Regions from separate parts of the Homo sapiens genome. Here region 1 is linked to region 2. Evidence: chromatin contacts called from ENCODE Hi-C or POLR2A ChIA-PET data. All regions are on one chromosome and are shown on one strand. The core of a region is the stretch at or near the end of the contact, and the rest is flanking DNA. Distances in the headings are between cores, read along the strand shown.

The links. Hi-C counts contacts between places; a loop is a spot of excess contacts on that map. ChIA-PET counts read pairs that join two places held with the same protein, here RNA polymerase II (POLR2A). Pooled maps may share reads with other maps.
Region 1: a map of IMR-90 shows a loop between it and region 2 (3-fold over the local background). The contact joins two enhancer-like sites. A Hi-C loop is called at or near these places in 19 of 168 maps with a recorded cell type or tissue (DLD1, GM12878, HAP-1 and 12 more) and 7 of 50 pooled maps. POLR2A ChIA-PET finds 5 or more read pairs at or near these places in 8 of 52 experiments (AG04450, BJ, Caco-2 and 5 more).

What each region holds. Positions count from the first base shown.
Region 1 is chr5:39,540,639-39,546,051 of GRCh38, forward strand. No RefSeq gene overlaps it. Among named protein-coding and RNA genes, the nearest start is that of LINC02104, 23 kb to the left of the region's middle. Within about 2 kb of position 2,918, at least 2 of the 41 ENCODE cell types and tissues checked have a DNase peak (open chromatin) inside an H3K27ac peak, as active enhancers do; they include endothelial cell of umbilical vein, where a contact is called at or near this core.
Region 2 is chr5:39,398,362-39,403,938 of GRCh38, forward strand. The region is part of intron 1 of DAB2 (DAB adaptor protein 2); the gene reads right to left. Among named protein-coding and RNA genes, the nearest start is that of DAB2, 24 kb to the right of the region's middle. Within about 2 kb of position 1,295, at least 11 of the 41 ENCODE cell types and tissues checked have a DNase peak (open chromatin) inside an H3K27ac peak, as active enhancers do; they include endothelial cell of umbilical vein, where a contact is called at or near this core.

The DNA.
Region 1 (5,413 bases), core at 1,668-4,167, 140 kb after region 2:
TGCCATAGGCATTTTGTTATTGCGATTCAGACCATACCCAATGTCTGGTGCATATATAGACGAACATATCCCTTGAAACTCTAAAGATTTACGCCTACAGTTCACAATTTGGAAAGCTTGCTTTAGTAAAACTGCAAAGCCCTTGGTTTTCTGAATATGCCTGGGTTATTTTGTACATGCTGTTTCCTCCAGGAGGCCCTTTCATCTTACCCATCCTTAAGGGCATAGTATAGTTTCTCCTCCACTCAATCACAGTTAGACTTCACATTTTCCTTTGTGTTCCAATAACCATTTATTCTTTCTTTTTTTTTTTATTTTGAGACGGAGTCTCACTCTGTCACCCAGGCTGGAGTGCAGTGGCGTGATCTCGGCTCACTGCAAGCTCCACTTCCCGGGTTCACGCCATTCTCCTGCCTCAGCCTCCCGAGTAGCTGGGACTACAGGCGCCCACCACCACGCCTGGCTAATTTAACCATTTATTCTTGCACTTTGAAATACTCGTACTCCATTTATGTAATAATTGAATATACAACTTAAACCTTTGCACCCTTAAACACTAAATATATGTCATGTGCAAATACATATGTGTATACATATGTTTTCTCTTCTATCGTCTAAGGTTATTTCAGAATGAAACTATGTCGTGTTCATTTTTGTTTTCCAAGAGCGGATAGTTCAGACTAAATGGAACAGAAAAATGTGAGAGATTGGATTTATTTTGTGGTGTTCCAGAGGACAGAATTTAGATTAGTGGGCAAAGTGGAGAACAAGATAGACTTGGCTTAATAAAAGGAAAGACTGAATGACGTTTTGAAATTTTAAAAATGGGATAGACTGTTATTGAAGACAATGAGTAACTGAAACTAGCCAAGTAATTTTTCTCCCTACGACTATTTAAGTTCCTAGCACTATACCAAGTATATAACATATAGTATCACATTTAGTCTTTATAATGTTCTAACAAATAGAGGCATTTTAGTCATCCCGGTTTTACTTGAAATGGTCAAGCAACTTGGCTCAGTATGCAGCTTGTAAATGACAGTGCAGGAATTAGAACTTGAGTCTGGGTAATGTTCGGCTCTAGATATTTAACCTGAATGCCTTACTGTGTAGGAGGGATTCTCACGTTGGGTAGAAAGTAAAAGTTACAAAGGTTGCAAAGGAATATAAAATACTAAAAATATGCAAATGACCTAAGTAGCTTCCTATGCTTTGAGTATAGTTGAGCAGGCCTGCTTTCAACAAAAGAGGGGAGAGATAGGCCCTTGAAAGAGAGAGAAACCAGTCTATAGTGAGGGGCTCAAGATAAAAGTCTTTTACTTCTTTTTACCTCCATTTATTCTAAGATCGAAATTATCCTTGATTCAGGATGACAACGGGTCAAAGATCATTGATAACCATATTCTGATGAGATCAACATCCAGTGGGGCTTTGGGTAGCTTCGAAGACTGCTTCAAATGTTGAGAGGACACATGAGCCCTTGGTCACTGGGCATGACTCATAGACTATGTCATTAATATCACCACGATTCTCAGCATATGCCTGAAGTACAGCAAGCACTTTATTAATCTTATCTCCTTTCTCCTGAGTTATCTTTGAGTCCATACATATTCTGAAGTAGTTTTTTATTAGAATTAACATATAAAAGAATCGTTTTTTATTTGATAATGTATTTTCTATGAATATAAGAACTAATACTGTACATTTATATGGTGAGCCACTGATCTAGTTCTTCACAAAAGGAGAATGACATATTTTTGAAAATCTTTTATTCTTGATGTATTTATTCAAGAAAATATACAATTAAGTAGCTATATGGGACTAAGATGTTGAGCAAAAAAAAAAATCCTATATGAACTTTCTCATCATATTTCAAGATGCTTGCTCTTTCAGCAAATAATCTGACTTGACATTGAAAAGCTCGGAGGACTGAGGGAGGTATTACCATCTCATTCTATTGTTTCTGTTAGTTATTTTGATAATCCACTCAGCATAAGTGAAGAAAGCTTTATTCAAGTGAACATCAACTTCACTTTCCATTGAACTGTGACCTTAAAAAACCAATCTCTTAACTTCCTTTGGGGAGACATATGACTGACTGCCTTGTCAGCAAGCTCCTTTTCCTGAATCTAAGTTATTTCCTTTCCTACAGAGAAAAATTGCTGTTATCACTTCCAACTGTTTTAGTAATGGCCCTTTTCATGTACAGTAAATGCTTTTTTTTAAGTGCATGTCTCTTCCTTTTTGCTTATTAGCTCAAAATTTGTTTATCCTAAAGAAAAATGTAAGGATATAAGCACATTTCATGTTCTTTGGAAAAATCAGCATTTACACAGATTTCCGACACAAAAGACAGCTAAGAGTTCTCCAAAAAGTCTATTTTAAAACATACATTTCAAATATCTAAACACAAGAGAAGCATGGTCTAGTTAAATCCAGCATCACCCAAATACTTCCCAATTTCTTTATCTTATGAGTTTTTTTTTTTTCAGTTTTTATTCTATGTGGCTTTTCTCTAACACTTCACACTGGAACTGCTTCAGTCGGGCTGGACATTTCCTCTTTCCTTGGCTTTTGAGACACTGGTCCATCCTGATTTTTTTCTCTTGATATCTTTATCTCCAGCTTCTTCACTACCTCCTCTCCATCCTTTTTCAGTTCTTTAAGTGCTCTGTCCCAAGCTCCCTGCTCCCTTTACATACTCTAACTGGACATTCTCTCGTGCACTCACCTAGCTTCAAGCCTCCTCTATTCACTGATTGTTCCCTCATTTAGCCAGTCTGCTTTGAACTCCAGGCCCAAATGACTCCTGGGAAGCTCCTCCTAGATGTTCTTCATCACCTTAAAGTATTGCATCTCCAAATGAACTCATTCTCTTCTTCTCAGCCAGTTCTTCCTGTGTTTCCTATCTCAGCAAGAATATCTGCATATCTTACACGTCCAGACACCAAAGCTTAAAATCCCTTAGTCATTCTCAATTTAATTCTACTATTAAAGATTTCTCATCTCTGTTCCTTCTCTTCCTTCCTCATTGTTATATACTGAGTTCATGCACTCACCAGCTCTCCAGATCATGTCGTCTCCCAACTCCCTAGTTGCTCATCTATTTCATATTGATATTGAGACTTACTGTTAAAATGGTATTCCATGCATCATTATTTCACTTTAAAACCTTTAACAATTCTCCATTTTATATACAGAAAAATTCCAAACTCCTTAACCGGTTTGGAATTTCCCATTTTCAATTGGAATTTTCACTCCTTACCAGTTAAGGAGCTTGGAATTTGAATCAATTGATTTGGTGAGGCCCAGCCCTCACTATATTCTCACCACCCCGCTGACAGAGGCATAGGCATTAACTGCCTCACAATCTTTGTATCTTTTTGTCTTTGCTCATGCCATTATTATCTCTACTTGATATTATTTCCTCTATTTTTTTTTCCTGCCCGATGATCGATGCCATTCATTTTTTAAGAGCCCTTTCAAATGCCATCTCTTCTTTAAGTCTACCTTGCCTTCTCCAGCTTTGTATGTTCTCCCTCTGCCCTGACTGCCCTCAGCCCCTACCTTCACACTGGCATCCACAGTCCTGGATTTTAAATACTATACAGTAGGAAATGGCATTTAGAGAGCAGGGAATACATTTTCTTCTTCTCTGAATTATAAGAGTCTATCATTTTGTTCAACTTGTGGTAGGCATTTAGTTCTTATTTGCTAAATATGTTGAATTAATGGATGATGATGAAAAAATCTTAACAGCGGCCCAACTGAGGCCAAATACCTATTCTAAATATCCGTATGTTATCTGTATTTTTTTTTTTTTCTTCCAAGGAACTTTGTTTACCTTCCACATGTAAGAAGCTCTTAGTGGGACTTCTGAGGTTGGTAATTAGGACCAAGGCTGAGGACAGGAAAGTATTTAATATCTGAACTGACAGTCACCAGAGTCAGAGCCAAAGCTTCTTAAGAGGTGATGGATGCAGCAAACTGCTGCCAGCCTCCGTCTTCTATATAATAAGACTGGGAACAAGACAGAGAGGAGCAGATCCAAGGGTCATTAGAATGCGGTGCGTTTGAGATAAGAGGAAATTCCCTGCCTTCCCCAAGGGAGGGAAGGGAAATTAGAGTACCTGGTCTTTCTTCCTAAAACCTCCTGAGAGGCTCTAAGAGACTCATTTACAAAGGCTGTCATATAATTTAGTTACCTAATTGGACATCTGCTGAGGAAAAGGACTTGTGGATTTACCTCTTCATCATAGGAGCAGGGGAGAACAGTCTTGGAGAGAGAAGAGATGTAGGGGTAGTGTGGATTCACCCAGTTTCAGAGCCAAGACAGGTGATGCCTGAGGTTCAAGTGGATGCTACTTTGAATGTAGCTGGGCTTGTTCAACCTCCTTTCCAAGACAGATTCCCGGCAACACGAGGCCATGCACTATATGGCCAGCAGTGAGAGCTCAGGGGCTTGAAAAAGTTGGCTTAAAATCACTGAAGCTCCAAAAACTCATACCTTTATTCCCCAGAGCTAGAATTTGAAGGCCTGCCTTGCAGATGATATCAACAGCTAGGCTGTGCTGGCCAGAAAAACAGCAGGAACCAAGAGGGAAAGGTTATGATAGCAGCCTGCTAGCATTACACTCTTTCCTTTCCCTGTTCTACCTCTCAGCTCGATACCATGAAGAGGAATACAACAAGGGGAATGCAAGGTGATGGTGTACCTGAGGCAGACTCCTAATTAGAGAGGGTGCCCGTTCCTACTTGCACTGGGTAAAGTGGAAGAGGAAAGAAGGGGAGAATAAACTAATGTTTGATGTTTTAAATTGGACTAAGCCTTAATATCAGAAAGCAACTGGAAACTATGGAGCTACCTTAGATGCCAGAGGAGAATGAAGTGTTGGTATAAAATAATTGGAAAAGAATGATTTAGAAATACAAAGCCTTCTTATTTCTGATTAAGTTAATACTGCTTAATAAATGAGATGTTTATGTAAAATTATTGAAATTCATTGAACGTCTGCAAAGAAAGAACAATTTCAACCCCAGACTACTATCAATGCAAACCTTCCATTACTGATTTATTGCTGGATCCGACAGGTAATATCTCATTCACTACATCTCTAATGAAGTCTCTGGAGATCAGGGTCCCCTTGGAGGACACACAGAATGCACAGTCTTATTCTAATTAAAAAGAGTTCATTGTGTAAAGAAGAAACAAACATGTTAGCCCCAAGAGACATGTTAGCCCTGCTTGGGCCACAGTTCAGAATGAGTACCTAGCCAGTTACAAGATGCTTCAGAACTTTCTGTATCCAGTGACAGCCCAGCTGATAAGTATATCAGAAAGGATATTACTGTAAGCTAGTCATATTTGAAAATAGCTGATATGTTAGCTCTTTTTTATTGAGAGCAGATATAC
Region 2 (5,577 bases), core at 45-2,544:
ATAGCAAAAATTTCTCTGTTCAGATATTTAAATACAGCTTTTCATAGCATTGGAATTGCTTTAAAGGTAATTGATTTCCTTTGACTATATCCTTTCGCCATTTGGGTATGAGCAATTCCAAGGGACAAGGAAGAAAAAAATAAGGAGGAAAAGTTTCTGTAATATAAATTCCCTGAAGAAAATGGATGTGTATGTTGAGTTGCAATAGCCAAGGGTAAGTCTCCATTGTAGGCCATACAATTGAAAATATATCTATCTCTACTTCCTGAAATGATCAGAAGGTAGACTCTGCTTACAGGCCCCAAGACTACAAACCCCTTTACAAAAAAAATGTTCAAGACTTATTGCAAGATTTTAACAAAAGTGTACATCCAGTTATGCATACACCAGAGTGATAATTCACATTTCTCCCAAGGTTTAAAGAGCACGTCCCCATCATAGACTTGTCAAATAGGCAAGTTATCATTTAACATGCAGTGGGTAGAAGGCAGCTCACTTACAGACTTAGATCCATCTGTAGAGAATAATTGGTTTAAACTTAATAGTCAATATTCAAATGTAATGCATTTGAATATTGTCACTTGCATCCATAAAACTTTTAGCAGGGTTTTTAATGAGTTGAATTTAAAAAAGGGATTGGGCCTAGAAAAGGGATCTGAGGACCAAAAGTCCCCTAGTTAATTCCTTTGATTACCTTTCCAAACTGGGGCTCTGTTGAAGAAAGTGTCTAGCTTATGTTAAGCAATGGGGTCTGTTTGAAAGCTCTAGGATGGTAAAAATTTCTTACAAAGGGAAGCAAGTGAGTGCAGCACAAGGAGGAAGTATACAATTTTCTCACTCGTTGGGTGTAGTCTCAGGTCCCTTCAGTTCAAAAAGTGCAAAATTAGTCAGGAAATACACCCAAGGGGTGTTATCACAAGGCAAGGATTACAAATGAAAGCTCAAAAACATATAAAAAGGCTCACAAGCACAGTTCCCCATCTAAAAATAGCTAGTTTGTTATCCTGGTTCTCAGGGACTGGCTGTTTCCTTCATTAGAAGATTGAAAAGAGAAGTAAGATGACACATGTAAAAACAAAGGAAGATCTAAAGTTATCTTATAGTCCTGACTCCTTTTTAAGGCCTCAGATAGAACAGAAAGCTGTAAAGGAAACTCTGCTATATGAATAAAATTAGCTTCCATTTAAGTGAAGATCTCTAACTTGGATTTTGGACTTAATGCAAATCTCCCTGAAAGAATGCAGAGACTTCCCCCTTCTGTGGGACTAGCATCAGATGACTGCAAGAGATTCTGGAGCTTGCAACATCTCTCCTGGTTTCTGAGAAGGCTCTGAGAAATTTATTCTGGAAGACTGCATGAGTCATCTTAGAATGACTATGGGCTTTGCAATAATAAAAATCAGCTGTTGCTTAGTCCTTAGTGATTCATATAAAATGTCTAGTGTTTTGAATCCTTCAATTGCCAGCATGGTGGACAATGATTAGTCTAGGCTTTATAGGGGTAAAGTTGGTTGGCACTTCTTATATATCCTTATCCTTTCTACCAGTAGGAATGTGTTGGCATCAGCAATGGTACTACTTAATGATTCCAAGGTTTTGAAGCAATATCATAATACAAGTGTCAACCATCCTCCCCTGTGACTCCCAAGCCTACCTTCTTACCCTAATTATACAGAGCAGGCAGGAAAAGTGCTTTGCCAGTCTCAAAATGCTGGTAAAAGGAATAACTTGAGTTAAGGACTTAGTGGTAGCCCCATTCAACAGATGGTAGGGAATTTATTTTTAACATTAAGGGGAATGGGACAAACACCTAGTATACCAACCACTAAGAACACTTATTCCGAAAGGCCTATGAAACAGAATGTGTCTCTCTTTTTTTTTTTTTCTTGAGATAGAGTTTCACTCTTGTTGCCCAGGCTGGAGTGCAGTGGCGCAATCTCGGCTTACTGCAACCTCTGCCTCCCAGGTTCAAGCCATTCTCCTTCCTCAGCCTCCCGAGTAGCTGGGATTACAGCCACCCACCACCATGCCTGGCTAAGTTTTTGTATTTTTAGTAGAGACAGGGTTTCACCATGTTGGCCAGGCTGGTCTCGAGCTCCTGACCTCCCTCAGGTCCTGCCTCGGCCTCCCAGAGTGCTGGGATTATAGGTGTGAGCCACCGCATCCGGCTGAATGTGTCTCTATTTTATGAATAATGAAATGGACACAGCAACAGAAAATCAATCCGCCATAAGCCATTGGGCTCAAAGTGAGCATAGTCTGTGTTTTCTCTTCTCTTATATATACTGTCTCTCTTGTCTTTTCTTGAATCCCACTGATTTTAACCTGGATTTTATAAGCTACTTTCAAAAAGTCATCATCCCACTGACATTAACACACCATTAATTTTTAGCAAGAAGCCACATATAATAGACACAGGGAAAGGAATTAAGGAGACTCAAGAAGAAAGCAACATAAACATATTTGTTTAGAATGTCCAGTACTTTGTACTGGACAGAGAATGTGCTTCCTTGTTTCTTTGAACTTTCTGCCTGCCTCAGCTAAAGTGCGGAATTAGGACAACATGTGAAATATTAACCTCTAAGACAGACCTCGGGGTCCAAGAGGGCAGCAAACAGCCTTCACTGCTATCTTCAAAGTAGCTCTTTAAGAATAGGGGTCATTACCAGCGATGCTGTAGCAAAGTTAGACTGTTTCTGATACTTTATGCAAATCCTTCCTTTAACTGCTTTTTTGGATTCTTATGCTTTTAGGAAGGCTCTTCTGCTCTGCAAAGACCAAACTGAGCAGACAGTAAGATTTTTACAGCCTGTTTCACTGAGGAATGAGACTATGCTAATGCATACTGAAAAGGAGTCCTTAGAAGATTTTCTTGTAAATGCTGACACTACTGTAGGGGCCTCACTAACAAAACAAGCCCGAGTCAATGAGCTATCCACAAGTTATGCATTTACAGCGAGGAGGTATCATTGCCTTTAATCTTTGAAAATGATATGGCAGGACTTAGAGGACTTAGTAAATCTTGAACCAAGATGCTTTCCCTGTTTTTGGAACCAAGTCAGACCAGAGTTAAGATTCTATCAAACAGTTAACTTTGGGTAGAGGTGGGATAGCATAGCAGCTAATAGCTCAGGCTTGTGAGTCCCACCCACCCAGGATTCATCATTTCCTGGCTCTGTGGCTTGAGACAATTTATCTAATGTTCATTTCTTCATTGGTAAAATGAGAATATAGTTTGCTGAGCTATTAGAAAAAAAATCAGTAAGAACTTACATAGCGACAGCTGCACCTGGCTTAGAAAGTGCTTAACAAATGGTAGCTGTATTAGTCTGTTCTCACACTGCTGTTAAAGACATACCTGAGACTGGGTTATTTATTTATTTATTTATTTATTTATTTATTTATTTTTGAGACGGAGTCTTGCTCTGTCGCCCAGGCTGGAGTGCAGTGGTGCGATCTCGGCTCACTGCAAGCTCCGCCTGCCGGGTTCACGCCATTCCCCTGCCTCAGCCTCCCAAGTAGCTGGGACTACAGGCGCCTGCCATCATGCCTGGCTAATTTTTTGTATTTTTGAGACTCGGTAATTTATAAAGAAAAAGAGGTTTAACGGACTCACAGTTCCACGTAGCTGGGGAGGCCTCACAATCGTGGTGGAAGGTGAAAGGCACGTCTTACATGGTGGCAGACAAGAAAGACAGCCAATCGAAAAGGGAAACCCCTTTTAAAACCATCAGACCTCATGAGACTTATTCACTACCAAGAGAACAGTATGGGGGAAACTGCCCCCATGATTCAATTACCTCCCACCAGGTCCCTCCCACAATACATGGGAATTATGGGAGCCACAGTTCAAGATAAGATTTGGGTGGAGACAAAGCCAAACCATATCAGTAGCTACTATTAAACCAAAGCTAGGTCACAGAAGCTATGTGTTGTGTAGTCTTGTGCTCTTTCCAACATTGCATTTCCACAGTAAGTGTTTAAACACTTTTAGAACAGTAAGAACCTATGCTCAAATGACTAATAAGTGGAAAGGTGGAATGGTGTAATACTTTATTTATTTATTTATTCTGAGACAGAGTTTTGCTCTTGTTGCCCAGGCTGGAGTGCAGTGGTGCAATCTCAGCTCACTAAAACCTCCACCTCCTGGGTTCAAGTGATTCTCCTGCCTCACCCTCCCAAACAGCTGAGATTACAGGCATCAGCCACCACACCTGGCCAATTTTTTGTATTTTTAGTAGAGACAGGGTTTCACCATGTTGTCCAGGCTGATCTTGAACTCCTGACCTCAGGTGATCCATCTGCCTTGGCCTCTCAAAATGTTGTAATTACAGGCTTGACCCACTGCACCCAGCCTAGTATTTTAACTAGTAAAGCCCAGGTGGAAAAGTGAGATGGTTTGCCAGTGTAAGAGCCACCTCCTGCTCAGCTCTGCCTTCTGAGCCTACAAAAGTTGGGTTCTGATAGAAACAGACTCTGGGAACAAAATCTACTCTAAGTTACCCAGAGATGCCTGTTCCAATGAATCCTGAGTTAAAATTCATGCCTACGTCATTATCACGGACAGTTTAGAAGCTCTGCTTCACATCATCTGGGAAAATTTTACTGTGGAATTCTTAAAACATTGATATTCATGGCATTCCCAGATAAATTAGATCACAGTCTCTGGGCATAGAGACCCAGGTATCAATATATTTTAAAGATTCCTAAATCATTTCAATATACTGACCTATGTGAGGTGCGATGGTTTACTTTAACAACGCTTTATCTGCTTAAAGAAATACCAAGTGGGTTAGACTTGAGCTGGAAGAAAAATAGAGAATAATTTGGCCACATCATTTTATTATAATGATTAGAAAACTGAGGGCAAGAAAGAGAGTTTGACTTGTCTAATTGTGAAATAGCTGGAGGGGACAAAGCTGGCACCAGGAAAGATCTAGCATGAGACTGTAATGCCTTATTCCTAGAGATTACCTGTGTTTGTTTTTAAAAACCATTTTTTAAAAACAGGATGTACAAAGCCCATTACATGGGGACTGAACCAAGAATGCCTTCCATTTAGCAGATATACCAAGCAAAAGAACAAGAAGATAGCTTAGCAGGGTAATTTGAACATGGTATTTTATAGATGTTTTCTGAATCAAAATAGAAAAAGGATCTTACATGGTCTCATTATACATTGTCACTAGATTCCTTTTTGCCTAGGTAGCAGGAGTTACTTGGTCAAACTGTCTCATTAATATTGATTTGGCTGCTTTGCCTAGGTCTGAGACTTGCAGATCAAAGCATTTAAATTTATTTCGGTACATTCTCTACTATTCAGTGTTTGGCCTTTTAGTTTTAGTTTTTTTGGAATTTTTTTTTTTTTTTTTGAGCATGATAGGAAGTCTAAGCTCTTGAATTGGCAACTTTCAATACTCTGGACTCATTATAACCCATCCTAATTTTGTACCCACCTCTACCCATTTTGTTTTTTTTAATAACTTGTTATTAAGAATGTCTCTTATTGGAGCATAAGAAACAGTCCTCTCCTTGCGATAGTTTGCTGAGAATGATGGTTGCTAGCTTCATCCATGT